3 separate regions of the Homo sapiens genome follow, and all the other regions are linked to region 2. A link is a loop called in an ENCODE intact Hi-C map of the cell type or tissue named here. Cell type or tissue: HCT116. All regions are shown on one strand. Each heading gives the region's core, and the rest is flanking DNA. Links, peaks and the distances in the headings are about the cores only. Region 1 has its middle 6.1 kb from the start of PRPH. Region 2 has its middle 8.5 kb from the start of SPATS2. Region 3 has its middle 12 kb from the start of MCRS1.

Region 1 (5,693 bases), core at 309-5,308, 70 kb before region 2:
AATGATCTCCCACTGTAGTGGACTGAATGGTGGCTTCCCAAAACATATGTCTATGTCCTAGGACATGTTAATGTGACCTTATTTGGGAAAAGCGTCTTTACAGGGGTAAACAATGATCTTAAGGTGAGATCATCCTGGATTACTTGGGTGGGCCCCAAATCCAAAGATGAGGGTCTTTGTAAGAGGAAGAGGAGACATGGACACAAAGGAGGAGACGGCCATGCGAAGACAGAGGGAGAGACTGGAGGGATGTGGTCACAAGCCAAGGAATGCCTGGAGCACCACAAGCTGGAAGAGGCAAGGAAGGGTTCCTCTCTGCTCCAGCCTTCGGGACTACAGCCCCACCAACACCTTGATTTTGGACTTCTGGACTTCAGAACTGTGAGAGAATACATTTTTGTTGTTCTAAGCCACCAAGTTTGTGGTAATTTGTTATGAAAGCTCCAAAAAACACCAACAAAAAATGATATAAACTTATTATTATTATTATTATTATTATTATTTTGGCATTAACTTTTTTTTTCTTGTATTTTTAGTAGAGACAGGGTTTCGCCATGTTGATCAGGCTGGTCTCCAACTCCCGACCTCAGGTGATCCGCCCACCTAGGCCTCCTAAAGTGCTGGGATTACAGGTGTGAGACACCGTGCCTGGCCTTGACCTTAACTTTTTAAAGAGTCTAGGACTAGTTGTCTTATAGAATGTCCCAACTCTGAAATTGTCTTCAGATTGACCTTTTAAAATCCTAAATCAGGGCGGAGCAAGGTGGCTCATGCCTGTAATTCCAGCACTTTGGGAGGCCGAGGCGGGCAGATCACTAGGTCAGGAGATCGAGCCCATTCTGGCCAACATGGTGAAACCCCACCTCTACTAAAAATACAAAAAAATTAGCTGTGTGTGGTGGCACGCTCCTGTAGTCCCAGCTACTCGGGAGGCTGAGGCAGGAGAATCACCTGAACCTGGGAGGCAGAGGTTGCAGTGAGCCAAGATCGCACGACTGCACTCCAGCCTGGCGACAGAGCGAGACTCCATTTCAAAAACAAAACAAAACAAAACAAAAATTATAAATCAGATTAAGTCATTCCCTGCTTCAAACCCTCTAATGGCTTTTCATTGCATTTAAAATAAACTCTTTACTCTGATTTTAAAAGCCTCGTGATCTTTGACTCCTTGCCATGCCTCTAACCTCACCTTTCCCGCTCTCTTCCCTCATCTGCCTCGCGCCAGCCTCACTGAACTTTCTGCAATTCTTCAAACATGCCAAGCTCATCCCCAGCCTTACCCTTCTGCTCGGGTGATGACTGAATACAATTCATGATTTTCAAGTCCTAGATTGCATGGAAATAGCTATAAAGAATGTTATTGGGGCAATTGAGGGAATTTGAATATGGGCTGTGTATTAGATAATACTGTTATATCAGTGTTAAATTTCTTTTTTGTTAGTTACAAAATTTTTTTACACAAATAAAGGCAAATCGATGTTAAATGTCTTCAGTGGGCTAATCCTACTGTGGTTATGTAGGAAAATGTCCTTGTTCTTTGGAGTTACATGCTAATGTATTCAGAGATTAAATATAATGATGTCTAACACTTCCAGAGGAATTGTGGCAAAACATTGACAACTGGTAAATCCAAGGGAAGGATATATTGGTGTTCATAGCAGCATTCTTTCAACTTTGTCCTGGGTTTGATTTTTTTCAAGATAAAATAGAGTAAAAGATGGACAATTTAAAGAAAAAATATCTTAATCCAGGAATACTTAAAAATCAGTAGAGCATTTGTCAATGCCCTTCTAAAGATTCAGAAGATGTGGGTAGGACCCAGGGGCCTGCCTTTTCATGGCCCGGGTGACCCTCAGGCAGCTGCCCAGGCCACACTTTGAACAGGTTCACTGAGCACTCTGCCCTTGGAGTGTGGCTTGCTGGCACAGCCCATTATTTCCCATTCTCCAGCTGAGGAGCGGCTGGCTGAAAGATCAAGCAGGCGGATGGAGACGTGATTTTACAGTGAGGGTGGAACCGGAGATTGTGGGCACAACAGAGAATGGTGAGGAGTTGCGGAAAGATTTTGTCTTCCTGCCCTGTCTTTTGGCTTCTGGAGGAACAGAGGAGGCTCCTAGAACTCAGGGAATGAATGGAATGAGGGCTCCAAACTCCTCATACCAGTGCTTCTCTGACTCTATTTTACACTCCCTTGGATAAATGTCATCTGTAAACAAACAAACAAACAAAAAAAGAAATCACAATAAGTTTTGAAGTATTCCCCAAATTCCAGTGTTCCAGGATCCTTGAGTCTTGAACTCAACATAGATGCAGACTGAACACGTCAGCACGTCATTCTGACTTCTGACCAGAAGGTGGCAGCAACATACCTCGCTTTATTTTAGGGGCCACCAACAAAGAGATTTTTTGGGTGCCTCACACGCATTCAATTGACCTAGGTCCCGCCGCAGACACCACGGACAAAAAGATCAGTACGATCTTATCGTTGCCCTCAAAGATCATATTGTCAGGGAGCGGAAAGTCAGAGGCAGACATATAAACAGATTACCAGTTACTAGCTGTGTGACCTTAGGAAAGTTACTTAACCTCGCTGTGCCTCAGTTTCTTCAACTATGAAGTGGGAATAGTAATAGTACCTATGTCATAGGGTTACTGTGAGGATTAGGAGTGATTAAATAAATGTGTTAGACCTAGCACTGTATCACTATGTGATACAGTGAGAGAAGGGATGAGCTGGCAGGGATGCCCACAGTGCTCCCTAACTGGAAGCAGTGGAGCCCCAGGTGGAGATAATGGGAAAGAGTTCCACTCTGGTAAAGCCACTCTGTCAGTGGGGACCCTGCAGCCAAACTGGGCTGGGAGAGTCTACCTTCAAAAGTGTGGTGCTGGATCCCTTCCGGCTGAGGCTCACCTTGGGTCCTGCAGGCATAGAGTGAAGAACACCAGCAGGGCCACTCAGGGCCTGATCAACCAGGACGCGCCCTTCCAGAGGAAACCACCACTAGCTCACTGTACAAGCTCAGACATGCAACTTGGTCCCTCTGAGCCTCAGGTCTTACCTAAGTGATGGGGAAATAGGACCACAGGGACCAAGGAACAGTGCTGAGTTCCACATCTGGGACATCGCAAGAGCAACTATAAAGTCAGGCAATTCAGGAGCAGCGAGGACTTGGAGCTAGGGACTCAAAAATAAAGCTGGGGGGCCAGGCATGGTGGCTCACGATTGTAATCCCAGCACTTTGGGAGGCCGAGGTGGGTGGATTGCCTGAGCTCAGTAGTCTGAGATCAGCCTGGGCAACATGGTGAAACCCCCTCTCTACCAAAAGTAGAAAAAAATTAGCCAGGCGTGGTGGTGCGCTCCTGCAACCCCAGCTACTCAAGGACTGAGGCAGGAGGATCGTTTGAGCCTGGGAGGCGGAAGTTGTAGTGAGCTGAGACTGCACCACTGCATTCCAACCTGGGTGACAGAGTGAGATCCTTCTCAAAAAATAAAAATAAAATAGGCCGGGGGCTGTGGTTCATGCCTGTAATCCCAGCACTTTGGGAGGCCAAGGCGGACAGATCACGAGGCCAAGAGATGGAGACCATCCTGGCCAACATGGTGAAACCCATCTCTACTAAAAATACAAAAATTAGCTGGGTGTGGTGGCGTGCCCAGGATGTAGTCCCAGCTACTTGGGAGGCTGAGGCAGGAGAATCGCTTGAACCCCGGAGGCGAAGTTTGCAGTGAGGCAAGATCGCACCACTGTACTGCAGCCCGGTGACAAAGCGAGACTCCGTCTCAAAAAATAATAGTAGTAACAATAATAATAATAATTAATAATAATAATAATAAAATAAATAAATACATAAAAATAAAATAAAGCTGGGAAGACAAAGGAATCCTGGAGAGGACCCTGGACTTCACCTAGGATGTGGAGTGGAGGTTTAGTTTTTTAATTTTTATTTTGTTTTGTTAAATTTTTTAATTTTTATTTTTGAGACGGAGTCTTGCTCTGTCGTCCAGGCTGGAGTGCAGTGGCGCAATCTCGGCTCACTGCAAGCTCCGCCTCCCGGGTTCACGCCATTCTCCTGCCTCAGCCTCCTGAGTAGCTGGGACTACAGGCGCTCGCCACCATGCCGGTTTACTTTTTTGTATTTTTAGTAGAGACGGGGTTTCACCGTGTTAGCCAGGATGGTCTCGATCTGACCTCATGATCTGCCCGCCTCGGCCTCCCAACGTGCTGGGATTACAGGCGTGAGCCACAGCGCCTGGCTGGTTATTTATTTATTTATTTTGAGATAGGATCTCAGTCACTGGGGCTGGAGTACAGTGGTGTAGTCACAGTTCACAGCAGCCTTGACCTCCTGGGCTCAGGTGAGCCTCCCACCTCAGCCTTCCAAGTAGCTGGGACTACAGGTGTATGCCACCATGCCTGGCTAATTTTTGTGTGTTTTGTAGAGATGGGGTTTCTCCATGTTGCCCAGGACTGGTCTTGAACTTCTAGGATCAAGCGATCTGCCTGCTTTGGCCTCCCAAAGTGCTGGGATTACAGGTGCGAGCCACTTCGCCTGGCCTGGAGTGGAGGTTTGTGTCAATCCTAGACCCGGAGAGGCAGAGACCCCAGCTGACAGATGCAAGTATTAGGGATGTGCTGAAGCAGAGGGTAAGGCTGGGAGGAGCTTAGCATGTCTTTTTTTTTTTTTTTTTTTTTTTTTTTTGAGACAGAGTCTCACTCTGTCGCCCAGGCTGGAGTGAAGTGGCGCGATCTTGGCTCACTGCAACCTCTGCCTCCCGGGTTCAATAGATTCTCCTTCCTCAGCCTCCCAAGTAGCTGGGATTACCGGCGTATGCTACCACGCCCGGCTAATTTGTTTGTTTGTTTTTTGAGATGGAGTCTCGCTCTGTCACCCAGGCTGGAGTGCAGTGGCGCGATCTCCGCTCACTGCAAGCTCCACCTCCTGGGTTCACACCATTCTCCTGCCTCAGCCTCTCCAGTAGCTGGGACTACAGGTGCCCGCCACCACGCCCGGCTAATTTTTTGTATTTTTAGTAGAGACAGGGTTTCACCATGTTAGCCAGGATGGTCTTGATCTCCTGACCTTGTGATCCGCCCGCCTCAGCCTCCCAAAGTGCTGGGATTACAGGCGTAAACCACTGTGCTCCACTGGCATGTCTTTGTTCTATGACTGTTCTTTGGCCAGCCATGGATCTCTTTACTCTCCCAATCTCCCACTCTCTCTTGCCTACATGCCCTCCTAATCCAGCTTTGAGCCCGTGGCCTGACATTTAATAGCACTCTTGGCCAGGCGTGGTGGCTCACGCCTGTAATCCCAGCTCTTTGGGAGGCCGAGGCAGGCGGACCATTTGAGATCAGGAGTTCGAGACCAGCTTGACCTACATAATGAAACCCCGTCTCTACTAAAGTACAAAAATTAGCCAGGCATGGTGGCAGGTACCTGTAATCCCAGCTACTCGGGAGGCTGAGGCAGGAGAATCGCTTGATCCCAGGAGGTGGAGGTTGCAGTGAGCTGAGATCATGCCACTGCACTCCAGCCTGGGCAACAGAGCAAGACTCTCTCTCAAAAAAAATTTAATTTAATTTAATTTAAAAATAGCACTCTTGCCAGTAACCTAAACTTCGTTACTCACCTTCCCTGCAAACCCCTGAACACATGCAATAGTTGTTTCTCTTCCAGCCTTCATCAGAGCA
Region 2 (5,693 bases), core at 340-5,339:
TGCACTCCAGCCTGGGCAACAGAGTGAGACTCCGTCTCAAAAAATAAAAAGAAAAAAAAAAGAAAAAAGAAAATGTGGCTGCCCAGAAGGTCAATCATGAGTGAGTTGTGATTGCGCCCCTGTACTCCAGCCTGGGCAACAGAGTGAGACACAGTCTGAAATAAATAAATAAATAAACAAAATAAAAACAAATAAGTAAATGAAATTAAAACAAAACCCAAAATACGGTCTTAAAAAAAGGACATTTAGTAAAATAATAGGAAATCTAAGACATTAACAAGTGAGTCTTCTTTATTTTCTACCTTAGTTGATTTAATGAAATCCAGTGATTTCATATTCTCCCATTTGCACAAAACAAAAATTCATAGATACTTTGAAGAGTTGGAAGGGAACTGAGAAGGCCTGTATCCCAAGCAACTATACAGTACAGAATCTTGGGAAAAGCTTGCCTTAGAGATGACCATTTCGGGTTTTGCTTGAATTGGAAATCTTCTACCTGTCTCACCTTTTAGACATCCTTAATTGTTCCCTAAATTGTTCCTAAATTTGCTTCCTTGTAATGTCTTTCTGGACCTGCCATCTCTTGCTACAAAGAACATAAAAAACCAAAAACCATTTCTTGATGAGATTCTGCCCTTCATCTCCTATCTCTCTAAGTCTTTCATTTGCCACATTTACCATCACTTTGTTTAAGGAGGAGGCACTGTAGTCCGAGTGAGGAGGGATGAAGAGGTGAAGAGATGGGTCTCTACTTCTACCTCTTGCATTGACCATACTGGTGACTTTGGGTGAGCCACCTTTCCATTAGGGCCTCTGTTTCTTTCTTGTCAGGTGAGGGAGATGGACTTAGATGACTTAGATGATTTTTTTTTTTTTGAGACGAAATCTACTTTGTTGCACAGGCTGGTGTGCAGTGGCACGGTCATAGCTCACTGCAGCCTTTACCTCCTGGGCTCAAGCAATCCTCTCACCTTGGCCTCCCAAAGTGTTGGGATTACAGGCATGAGCTACTGACCCCAGCCTAGATGACCTTTAAGCTTGCTTTCAACCTGCATTCTGGAGTTATTAGCTTTTCAGCTGAGGTTTTTATTAAATGGTTTTATTTGTCATCTTCTGTCTGCCCCCTTGTGGACATTGTTTTGGGAAGAAAATAAAATATTTAATTGCTCGAAGAACAATATAATGACCATCTCACCCTCCAAAAATTCACTTGCATCACACTGTTTGTTTTCAGTTATTCATGTTCACTTCTAGTCGTCGTTCATAAATGTACATCATTTTACATGGTTGAATCATATCAGGGACATAATTTTGTACTTTCCCCCCTCCCTGATAAAGATGATGTTTTTACAGTAAAATAAAAAAATGCTTGTGATTCAATAAGCTTTTAAAATATTACTATAAAGACTTTGTTATTATATATATTTAATTGAGATATAATTCATATAGCATAAACTTCACCCTTTAAAAGTGTACAATTCAGTGGTTTCTGATAGATTCACAAAGTTGTATAATTATCACCTCTATTTAATTCCAGAATGTTTTACCACCCCAAAAAGAAACTCCATACTCATCAGCAATCACTCTCTGTTTCCTCCTCTTCCTAGCCTCTGCAATCACTGATCTGCTTTCTGTCTCTAGATTTGCCTATCCTGGACATTTTATTTAAATGGCATCACACAATATGTTGTCCTTTGTGTGTGTCTGGCTTCTTTCATTGAACATAATGTTTCCAAGATTCAAATATGGGCTGGGTGTGGTGGCTCACGCCTGTAATCCCAGCACTTTGGGTGGCTGAGGTGGGCGGATCACGAGGTCAGGAGTTTGAGAGCAGCCTGACCAACATGGTGAAACCCTGTCTCTACTAAAAATACAAAAATTAGCTGGGTGTGGTGGCATGCATCTGTAGTCCCAGCTACTCAGGAGGCTGAGGCAGGAGTATCGTCTGAACCTGGGAGGCGGAGGAGGTTGCAGTGAGCTGAGATTGTGCCACCGCACTCCAGCCTGGGTGACAGAACGAGACTCTCAAAAAAAAAAAAAAGAAAAGAAAAGAAAAAATGATTCAAATATGTTGAAGCATGCATTATCATTACATTTTATTTTTTAATAACACACCATTATATCTTAAAGCTGTATAATATTCCCTTTTTGATAAACATTTATATAATGTTGTTGTAAATAATGTGGCATCGATATCTTCATGGCTCTAATTCATCTCTTCTCTTGAATTATTTCCTTAGAATAAATTCCCATGGGTGGGATTACTGGGTCAAAGGGTATGAACATTTTTTATAGCTCTTGTCAATATTGCTCTTAAATTGTGGTGCCCAGAACTAAATGCAATTCTGAGACGTGTTCAGACAGAACGGGGTACTGTGGGGCTGTTACGTTCTCAAGGTCTGAACAATATATCATCCTTTAAATCCAGCAGCCTAAAAATTTACTAGCTTTTTTTGGTTGCTATGTAAGTGTGACTCATTGAGTTTATAGTCAACTGAGGCCCTTAGATCTTTTCCTAGGCACTGTGTCTTAGAGCTATGTTTGCATCTACTCTAGGACCCAGGAGGCTTTTGAGGACTCACTGACTTTAGTACTCTATGTCTTAGTTTTCTTTTCTCTTGAACAGTGGGGTGGTCCTAACAAGCCTGGAGACGTGTGGTTTGTTGTAGTCTTAGCTAGGAACTGCAGATGGCGCTACAAGGCTGTCATGGTAAAATATGTCCCTCGGCTGTCCCCTTCACTTAAAAAAAAATGTGGTAGTGGCACCTCCATAGCAGGTTCATTACCAGAGTTCAGTCCTCTCCTTTTGCTGAGAAGGAGCAAGCAACTGTGAAGTTGGATTTGGGGTGTTATTCAAAGCAAGCTCCAACTGAAGCATGCTTTTCAGTTGTCATTTAATCTCCTAGGGGAATCTAGAGCTGTCTATTTCATGTTAGAACTTTGAACGCACATCTCATGCCAGTGCTTTGGCTTTTGAAGTTCCCACCCTGAGAAGGTGATTTAAAATGTTTTTCTTTTGCTTCATGTTCCCTGCAGTATTTCTGTTAGTCGCCTCAAGGGATTAAAAGTTGTTCAACTGTTTTGTTTTGTTTTGTTTTGTTTTTGCTAAGATGAGTTTTGAGCAATAAAAGTAAAAAATTTATGTAGGGTTCCAGCTAAAGATACTTCATTTCAATAATTTGTTCTCTCTTTTCTTTCTTATTCTTCTTTTTCCCCACCTCTCATTCACCCTTTCCATAGTCCATCTGGTTATTTGCAAACTATTATGACTCTAAGCAAGGATCTTGGACTTTCTGGGTTTAAACGTTACTGACAAGTTTCAACAGAACAAAGCAGTAAAACAGTGCCCTGTATGGGAAACTTGGAAGGGAATCTTTTTTTTTTTTTTTTGAGACGGAGTTTCGCTCTTGTTGCCCAGGCTGGAGTGCAATGGCACCATGTCAGCTCACCACAATCTCCACCTCCCGGGTTCAAGCGATTCTCCTGCCTCAGCCTCCTGAGTAGCTGGGATTACAGGCATGTACCACCACACCCAGCTAATTTTGTATTTTTAGTAGAGACGGGGGTTTCTCCATTTTGGTCAGGCTGGTCTCGAACTCCCAACCTCAGGTGATCTGCTCGCCTTGCCCTCCCAAAGTGTTGGGATTACAGGCCACCACTCCCAGCCCAGAAGGGAATCTTTTAACCCATTCTGTGCCAGACCTCAGTCCCAATTCTGGGTTGAGAAATGTTGTGGGGAACATCTGCTGGGCAGTGACTGAGTCAGCATGTGAGCCTGGCTTTGCAAGCAACACCTAAAAGGGCATTTTTCCTAGAATCAATGGCTCAGGCACATTTCAGGTGAATTAGTACCAGAAAAGGAACGGGAGCTGGGTGTGATGATGGGCGGAGGCGGGGGGATCACTTGAGCCCGGGAGTTTGAGGCTACAGTGAGTTATGATTCTGCCACTGTACTCCAACCTAGGCAACAGAGCAAGCCCCTGCCTCAAATAAATAAATAAGAAATTTATTAATCTGTCTCAAGAGTGGGGAAAAAAAAGGCCAGGCATAGTGGCTGATGCCTATAATCCTAGCACTTTTGAGAGGCTAAGGCAGGAGGATCACTTGAACCCAGTGGGGAAGATTGCTTGAGTTTGAGACCGGCCTGGGCAACATGGGGAGACCCCATCTCTATAAAAAAAAAAAAATTAGCCAGGCCTGGTGGCTCACACCTGTAGTCCAAGCCACTGGGAAGGCTGCAATGGGAGGACCAGTTGAGCCTGGGAGCTGGAGGCTGCAGTGAGCAATGATCCCATCACTGCACTCCAACCTGGGCAACAGAGTGAGAACCCTGTCTCTTAAAAAAAAAAAAAGGAATGGGGCTTGGCGCCGGTGACTAACGCCTGTAATCCCAGCACTTTGGGAGGCCAAGGCAGGTGGATCACGAGGTCAAGAGATTGAGACCATCCTGGCCAACATGTGAAACCCCGTCTCTACTAAAACTTCAAAAAAATTAGCTGGGCATGGTGGCGCACCTGTAGTCCCAGCTACTTGGGAGGCTGAGGCAGGAGAATCGCTTGAACCCGGGAGGTGGAGGTTGCCGTGAGCTGAGATCGCGCCACTGCACTCCAGCCTGGGTGACAGTGCGAGACTCTGTCTCAAAAAAAAAAGAAAAGAATGGGAAGGGGTTGTGGGACATAAAACGTCTTTGGTTCAGGTGTTTCCCAGTCACAGATCTGAGGGCCACTGAGGCTTGTTTTACTCCCCCACCCCTCCTTCCATATCCTTACCCACTTTAGACGTGGTTTCTCTTGCTTTTTCCTCCCTTTCCCTCCCATGAACCACAGGAGAGAGTGTACGTTTAATATTCAGTAAATTTGATATTCAGTGCCTGCAAACTTACTTCGTCTTAGCAGTTGACTTTTCTTGCACAGCCAAGATGACTGATCATTTCAGACCCATCTCCCTTCAGGCTCTAATTCTTCTCCATCAATGTGTTTGTTTTGATATTTCTGCCTTTGGTTGATGTTCTTCTTCTTTCCTATAATTATTTTTCCTCTCTGCTAAATCTTTTTTTTTTTTTTTTTTTGAGATGGAGTTTCGCTCTTGCCCAGGCTGGAGTGCAGTGGTGTGATCTTGGCTCATTGCAACCTCCGCCTCCTGGGTTCAAGTGATTCTTGTGCCTCAGCCTCACGAGTAGCTGGGATTATAGGCGCCCGCCACCACGCCAGGCTAATATATTTGTATTTTTTGTAGAGACAGGATTTCATCATATTGGCCAGGCTGGTCTCGAACTCCTGACCTCAGGTGAGCCACCGGCCTCAGCCTCCCAAAGTGCTGGGATTACAGGCATTAACCACCATGCCTAGCCTTGCTAATACAAATCTTTACACTTCTTTTATGACCTAGCTTAAGGTTTATCCCTAAATGATGCCTTTGCTGATTAATTCCACCTCTAGTAATCTTTGCCCTTTGAATTCCTTCTGTATTCCCATCTAGTTTGTACTGTTCTATCAATAAGTTTCTTGCATGTTGCCATATAAATTGTTCTCTGTCTCATGTTTGCAAGTCTTCTCTTCTTAACTATACCAAAGCTGCTTGAGGGCAAGTGACTGTGTCTTCTCCTAATGTAAATAGCAGGACATTTATTAAATGTGCAACCTAGGTAAATTATTGAAAAATTTTGAGCTTCAGTTTCCTCATTTGTTACATGA
Region 3 (5,693 bases), core at 343-5,342, 220 kb after region 2:
CCACACCTGCTCCTCTCCTTGCTCTCCCTGTCTCCATTCTTCTTTAAATTCTCCACGTTGTCATCAGTGGCTCTCCACTGCCTACAGAGGAGCATCCTCTGGTTGGTCTTCAAGCCCATCCACATCCAGCCCCAGCTGGGCTTATCTCCTACAACACGTGGTGTGGAACTACACCCAGGCTGGCCGCTTGCTGCCACATGAACATGCTCTGTGCTTACAGTGTCCTTTTCCCTTGGATTTCCTGCCTCCCGCCCCCTGCAATAGTTCCACCCATCCTTCCACATTTCATGGAGATCCCACTTAGTCCCAAAGGCCTCCCCAGACCTTCACTGCCATATGTCTTCCCCATTCTCTGTTGCACTTTGTCTTGCATTCCCACACTAGCTCCCTACCAGTTACTACTCTTTCTCCACACTGGCGTGTGAGGGGAGTCTGTCCCAATGTCACCATTCCCCCATGACTTGCCTCCCCACCTTTTCAAGTCTCTACTCAAGCGTCACCCTGCGAGGCTTGCCATGACCCCTCTGTTTTCATCGCCAACTCCAGCACTTGGCACAGTACAATTGCTGAAGGAGTGGTGGGTAGATTGTGAGTCCTCGGGAGTTCAGGACAATACTTGAATTTATTTCTGTAACTGTGCCAGTGCTTTGCATCCAGTCAGCACCCTGTGTTTGCAGTAGGCTCCTGGGAAATGAGTTTTACTCACTTCCGTGCCCCTGCTGCCTAATACAGATCATGGCACCACAGTAGGTGCTCAATAAATGTTTAAGGAATCAATAAATGAAAAATTACACATTTAATTGCCCTCGGGAGCCTCCAGAGAGGCCACTGATTGTGCAAACTCACTGGTTTGTGTGTGCTTCCTGCCAGTGCTGACAGGCTGCCTTATGGGCCGGTGACAAGCTGTGTCCTGTAAACCTGGCTGTGCTGAGGGACGGTGACATGCAGCTCACAGAAGGCACTAGGGCTGTCATGGTGGCCAAGCATTTAATACAACGATTGTGGTGCTCCAGGCAGAAACACAGCCCGGAAGAAGCCTCAGAGGCAGCCAAGGAGGGATGGGAGCACTTACTCCTTAGGGAAAGCTTGACTTGGTTTCTACTGTGTGCATGGCCCTCTGAAGGTCCGGGTAGAGGGGAAGCTACAGCTGTGAGAGCAACTGGGCATCCGTCTTAAAGAGTTTCAGGTCTAGTGGGGTTGAGGACAGGCTCACCGATAATCCCAGAACAAAGGCAAGATGGACCAATGCTGGAAGAGATCCACGCACAAAGGCAGGAGAGCCCGTCCCCAGGAGAAGGGGAGGCTTAGGGAGGATTAGTGGAAGCTTCGTGGTGGAAGGGCCATCTGAGCTCATTGACTAAGCATTTTTTTTTTTTTTTTGAGACAGAGTCTCACTCTTGTCTCTCCGGCTGGAGTGCAATGATCTCGGCTCACTTGAATCTCCACTTCCCAAATTCAAGCGATTCTCCTGCCTCAGCCTCCTGAGAAGCTGGGATTACAGGTGCCTGCCACCATGCCTGACTAAGTTTTGTATTTTTTAGTAGAGACAGGGTTTCACCATGTTGGCCAGGCTGGTCTCAAACTCAATCTCAGGTGATCCACCCACCGCGGCCTCCCAAAGTGCTGGGATTACAGGCGTGAGCCACCACGTCCGGCCTTCATGACTAGGCTTTCTGAATGGGGTGGGAATTGAAACAGCTTCCAGCTGGTCTCCCTGCGCCCTGCTCCCAGTCTATGCTCATGGTTGCAGCCAGACGATGCTCTTGAATTGAAGGGCACATGATGTCACTTCTCTGCTTAGAATTCTGCAATGGCTCCCATTGCATTCCGGGTGAACAGAGGTCCTTACGGTGGCCTACAAGGCCTTGTGTGACCGGCCTCCCAGTGGCCTCTGCAACGTGGCTCCTCCCACCCTCCCACTCACCCACACCAGGTACCCCGGGCACCTTGCTGCCCCCTGAGTGTGCCAGGCAGGCTCTCACCTCAGCCTGCTCTCCCTGCCTGGCACGCCCTTCCCGCAGCTCACCTCCTCACCTGCTTCAAGTCTTCACTGAAACGTCCTGCCATGCCCTCTCTGCTTTAAATGGTAACACCCACTCCCCTGCACTCTGCTGCCTTATCCCTCTTGAAATTTGTGTTTCTCCATGGAACCTTTTACGTTCTGACATAACTGTGCATTTTACTACTTATTTTTGTTTCTTGTCTTTTCCCCCCATAGAATGTAAGCTTTGTGAAAGCAGTTTTTTGTTTGTTTGTTTGTTTTTTGAGATGGAGTCTCGCTCAGTCGCCCAGGCTGGAGTGCAGTGGCACGATCATGGCTCACACAACCTCCGCCTCCCGGGTTCATGCCATTCTCCTGCCTCAGCCTCCCGAGTAGCTGGGACTACAGGCGCCCGCCACCACGCCCGGCTAATTTTTTTTATTTTTAGTGGAGATGGGGTTTCACCATGTTAGCCAGGATGGTCTCGATTTCCTGACCTTATGATGTGCCCGCTTCGGCCTCCGAAAGTGCTGGGATTACAGGCGTGAGCCACTGCACCTGGCCATGAAAGCACTTTTTAAAAATCTGTTTTACTCACTACAGTATCCCTAACACCTAGAACACTGCCTCATGTTAGGTGCCTAATAGGTACTTGTTGAATGAATGAATGAGTAAATGAATCAATGGGGCCATGCTGCATGCTTGAGGAAGTCCATGGGAAGGGCCTCCTGGCAGAGCTCCTAAAAACTGCTGCCCAAAGGGTCATTTGCAGGGATAGATCTGTGCCATACAGAGCAGAGGACCTGCTGGGGGTAGGCGATCAAGCGAGGAGGAAGGGTCCCCAGTCCAAGGGAGAGCAGACTCCACAACCATGAGTCCTCTGCAGGATCCCCGTGTCCCAGCATGGGTCAGGAATGCCTTCTCCCTCTGCTGCACTTGCTGTCCACGCTCCACCTGCACCTTCCCAGGAACTCACCAGCTCCCCTCCTGTCAGTCTTCCCGCAGTTCCCTCCCTTCTAATTCTTGAATTCCCGGCCCCTCTCCAGGCCAGCTGAGGCCCTTAGACAAGCACTTTGCTGCCTCCTTGTGGCTTCTGCAGGAAAGGCTTCTCCTCTCTTCCAGAGAGTGAGGATACGGGGCGCCTAACAGACAGCCTGGGGGTGATGAGAGAGGAAACCGAATCTTCTTGACCAGTGGTGGCCTGAATCATTGGCAGCTGCCCGCTCACAGCACTGCTGCCTGTGGCAGTGAACTCTGTGGCAGCGCCCTGACTGGTGCACTAGCTGGACTCAGGCTTTGGTTGTTCCAGGCTGCTCAGCTCCTGGGAAAGAATGTGAGGCAGCAGTCAGACCCCAGGGCCTGCCTCAAGGGTCACTGAGGTCAGTGACTAGTGTATCCAGCCTCCACCTGCTCAGCTTCCTCCCAGCTCAGAGGCAATAAATAGTGTTTGAGGGGTGATGAAGCCACCAGCCAGCGCAGGGCCTCCCAGGGTGTGCAGAGAGCAGGGGCAGGGTGTGACACAAGAGCCAGGGCCAGGATATGTAGAACTGGAGCATGGGAGGCCACTCAGCCTCCTAATTGGCTAATTGGCTGGGATGTTACCTGCTTAAGCTAATTGCCCCCAAATGGAGGAATATTCTAGAAGGCTCCTGGGTTATCTAGTGGACCCATAACTTACAAGACTGCCTGAGAAGACTGCTTTATTTTTTACTTTACTGGGTAACTTTTTCTTTCTGGCTGCTTTCAAGTTCTCTCATCTTTGGTTTCAGGTTTGACTATGATATGCTGAGGTATGTTTTCCTTTGTATTTATCTTGCTTCAGTTCTCTGAGCTCCTTGGATCTGTGGCTTCTTGTCTTTAATTTTGGAAATTCTCAGTGATTATCTCTTCAAGTAGCTTGTTAAATATTTCTTCTCCCTTTTTCTGGGACTTTGATCACATGTGTGTGAAACCATTGGTATTGTCCCACACATCTTGGGTGTTTGGTTTGGGGGTTGCTGATTTGTTGCTTTGTTTTTACTCTCTCTGTGTTATAGTTGGCTAATTTCTATTGATCTTGCCTCAATTCACATATTTTTTTGCCTTGCTTTTGTCTAGTTGGCTGATAAACCTGCCAAAGGATTTCTATATCTCTGATGTTAAGATTTTCTTTTCTTTTCTTTTCTTTTTTTTTTTTGAGACAGAGTCTCACTCTGTCACCAGGCTGGAGTGCAGTGGCACAATCTCAACTTACTGCAACCTCCACCTCCTGGGTTCAAGCAATTTTCCTGCCTCAGCCCCCCAAGTAGCTGGGACTACAGGCACGTGCCACCATGGCCAGCTAATTTTTGTGTTTTTAGTAGAGACGGGGTTTCACCGTGTTGGCCAGGATTGTCTCGATCTCTTGACCTCATGATCCGCCCACCTTGGCCTCCCAAAGTGCTAGGATTACAGGCGTGAGCCACTGCACCCAGCAAGATTTTCATTTCTGGCATCTTCAAGTTTCCATTTCTTTTGTACAATTCCCTCTCTCTACTCAAATTCCACGTCTGTTCCTGCATGTTGCCCACCTGTTAGAGGCAGATCCTGTAACATGTTAGATGTAGCTACCTTCAAATTCCTGCCTTCAAAGCCCTCACTTGATAGTTAACAGCATCCCAGCCATACACATCTTCTCTTCTTGAGAAGGTGACTCCTCTGATCATAGAATCATGCTCATCTGTTTTCTGACTTTTCAGACCATGCATGGCTTTCCCCTCCCTGGCTCTATGCCTGGGTTGTTTTTGAAGGGGTTTTCTCCTTTCCACTGTATGCCTCTGCAGTTAGTCAAGGCCAGAGTAGACCCTTCTCCCATGTCATCTTCCACATTTGTTTTGGTTCCTCATCTGAGGCTGTGGGCCATGCAAGCAGAGCTATGGCCAGTCCCCGAATATGGCTTGAAGCAATGCTCAAAAAAATACTCCTTCCCATGCCTTGTCTTCCCTGAATTTTTTGGGGGTAGAAGCAATACATTGACCAGAAATGTCAACTTTGCTCTTAAAAAAAATTAGGCTCCTGTATAGTATCAGTGAACCTCATCACTAGAAAAACACCCGACACACACACACACACACACACTTACACATATATACACATGCATACACATACATGTATACACACATACACATTTATACACACACATACACATATACACACATGTGCACATACATACATAAATACATCCACAGCTACATAAATACATACATATATACACAAACGTATACATACACACACATATATACACAAAGATACACACACATATATATTTGTCTTCCAACCCTCTTGGCTTCACAGCTTGGCCCGTGCAGGCTTTCTTTGCCTTTAAGAAGATGAAATTGTTACCAAAGCAGGAGAAGAATGTCAGACACTCTGCATGCTTGCCAGAGAGCTCGCTAGAGGACGTGCAGAAGGTCAAAGTCCTCCATCACCAGAGCAAGTTCAGCCACCAGGCCCCTTAAGCACAGTGCCAAGAGCCTGTGAAAACATGAAACCTTTGAAAATATGGGTGCCAAAATATAAAAACAAAGAATGTATGAATAGTATGAAATCTTTATAAAACATAATATTGTCAGTTTCATTCACTGTCAAATTTAATATTCAAAATAGTCTCATTACATTTATAAAACTTGTTCAATTTCTTCTCTGTGCATTCTGATTGCTGAGATGTCACTCACAGCTAAGTACACATTAAATA

The links. Hi-C counts contacts between places; a loop is a spot of excess contacts. Peaks named below come from ENCODE experiments on the same cell type or tissue, not always from the same donor. Only the 100,000 strongest peaks of a DNase experiment are listed, where the experiment ranks them.
Region 1: it touches region 2 in a loop (7-fold over the local background); 56 of 110 quality-filtered maps call a loop at or near these places.
Region 3: a loop joins it to region 2, with 9 times the contacts of the local background. A loop is called at or near these places in 57 of 110 quality-filtered maps.

Annotation. Positions count from the first base shown.
Region 1 is chr12:49,286,158-49,291,850 of GRCh38, forward strand. No RefSeq gene overlaps it. Among named protein-coding and RNA genes, the nearest start is that of PRPH, 6.1 kb to the right of the region's middle. In HCT116, for the core only: a CTCF peak has its summit at 2,362 (motif pointing right); a DNase peak (open chromatin) is centred at 2,333.
Region 2 is chr12:49,356,149-49,361,841 of GRCh38, forward strand. No RefSeq gene overlaps it. Among named protein-coding and RNA genes, the nearest start is that of SPATS2, 8.5 kb to the right of the region's middle. In HCT116, for the core only: CTCF peaks have their summits at 1,117 (motif pointing left) and 2,688 (motif pointing right); DNase peaks (open chromatin) are centred at 1,162 and 2,683; H3K4me3 peaks cover 461 bases; H3K27ac peaks cover 1,781 bases.
Region 3 is chr12:49,577,637-49,583,329 of GRCh38, forward strand. It overlaps a transcript of FAM186B not described here. Among named protein-coding and RNA genes, the nearest start is that of MCRS1, 12 kb to the left of the region's middle. RefSeq lists enhancers at 4,620-4,669, 4,770-4,819. In HCT116, for the core only: a CTCF peak has its summit at 3,068 (motif pointing left); a DNase peak (open chromatin) is centred at 3,035.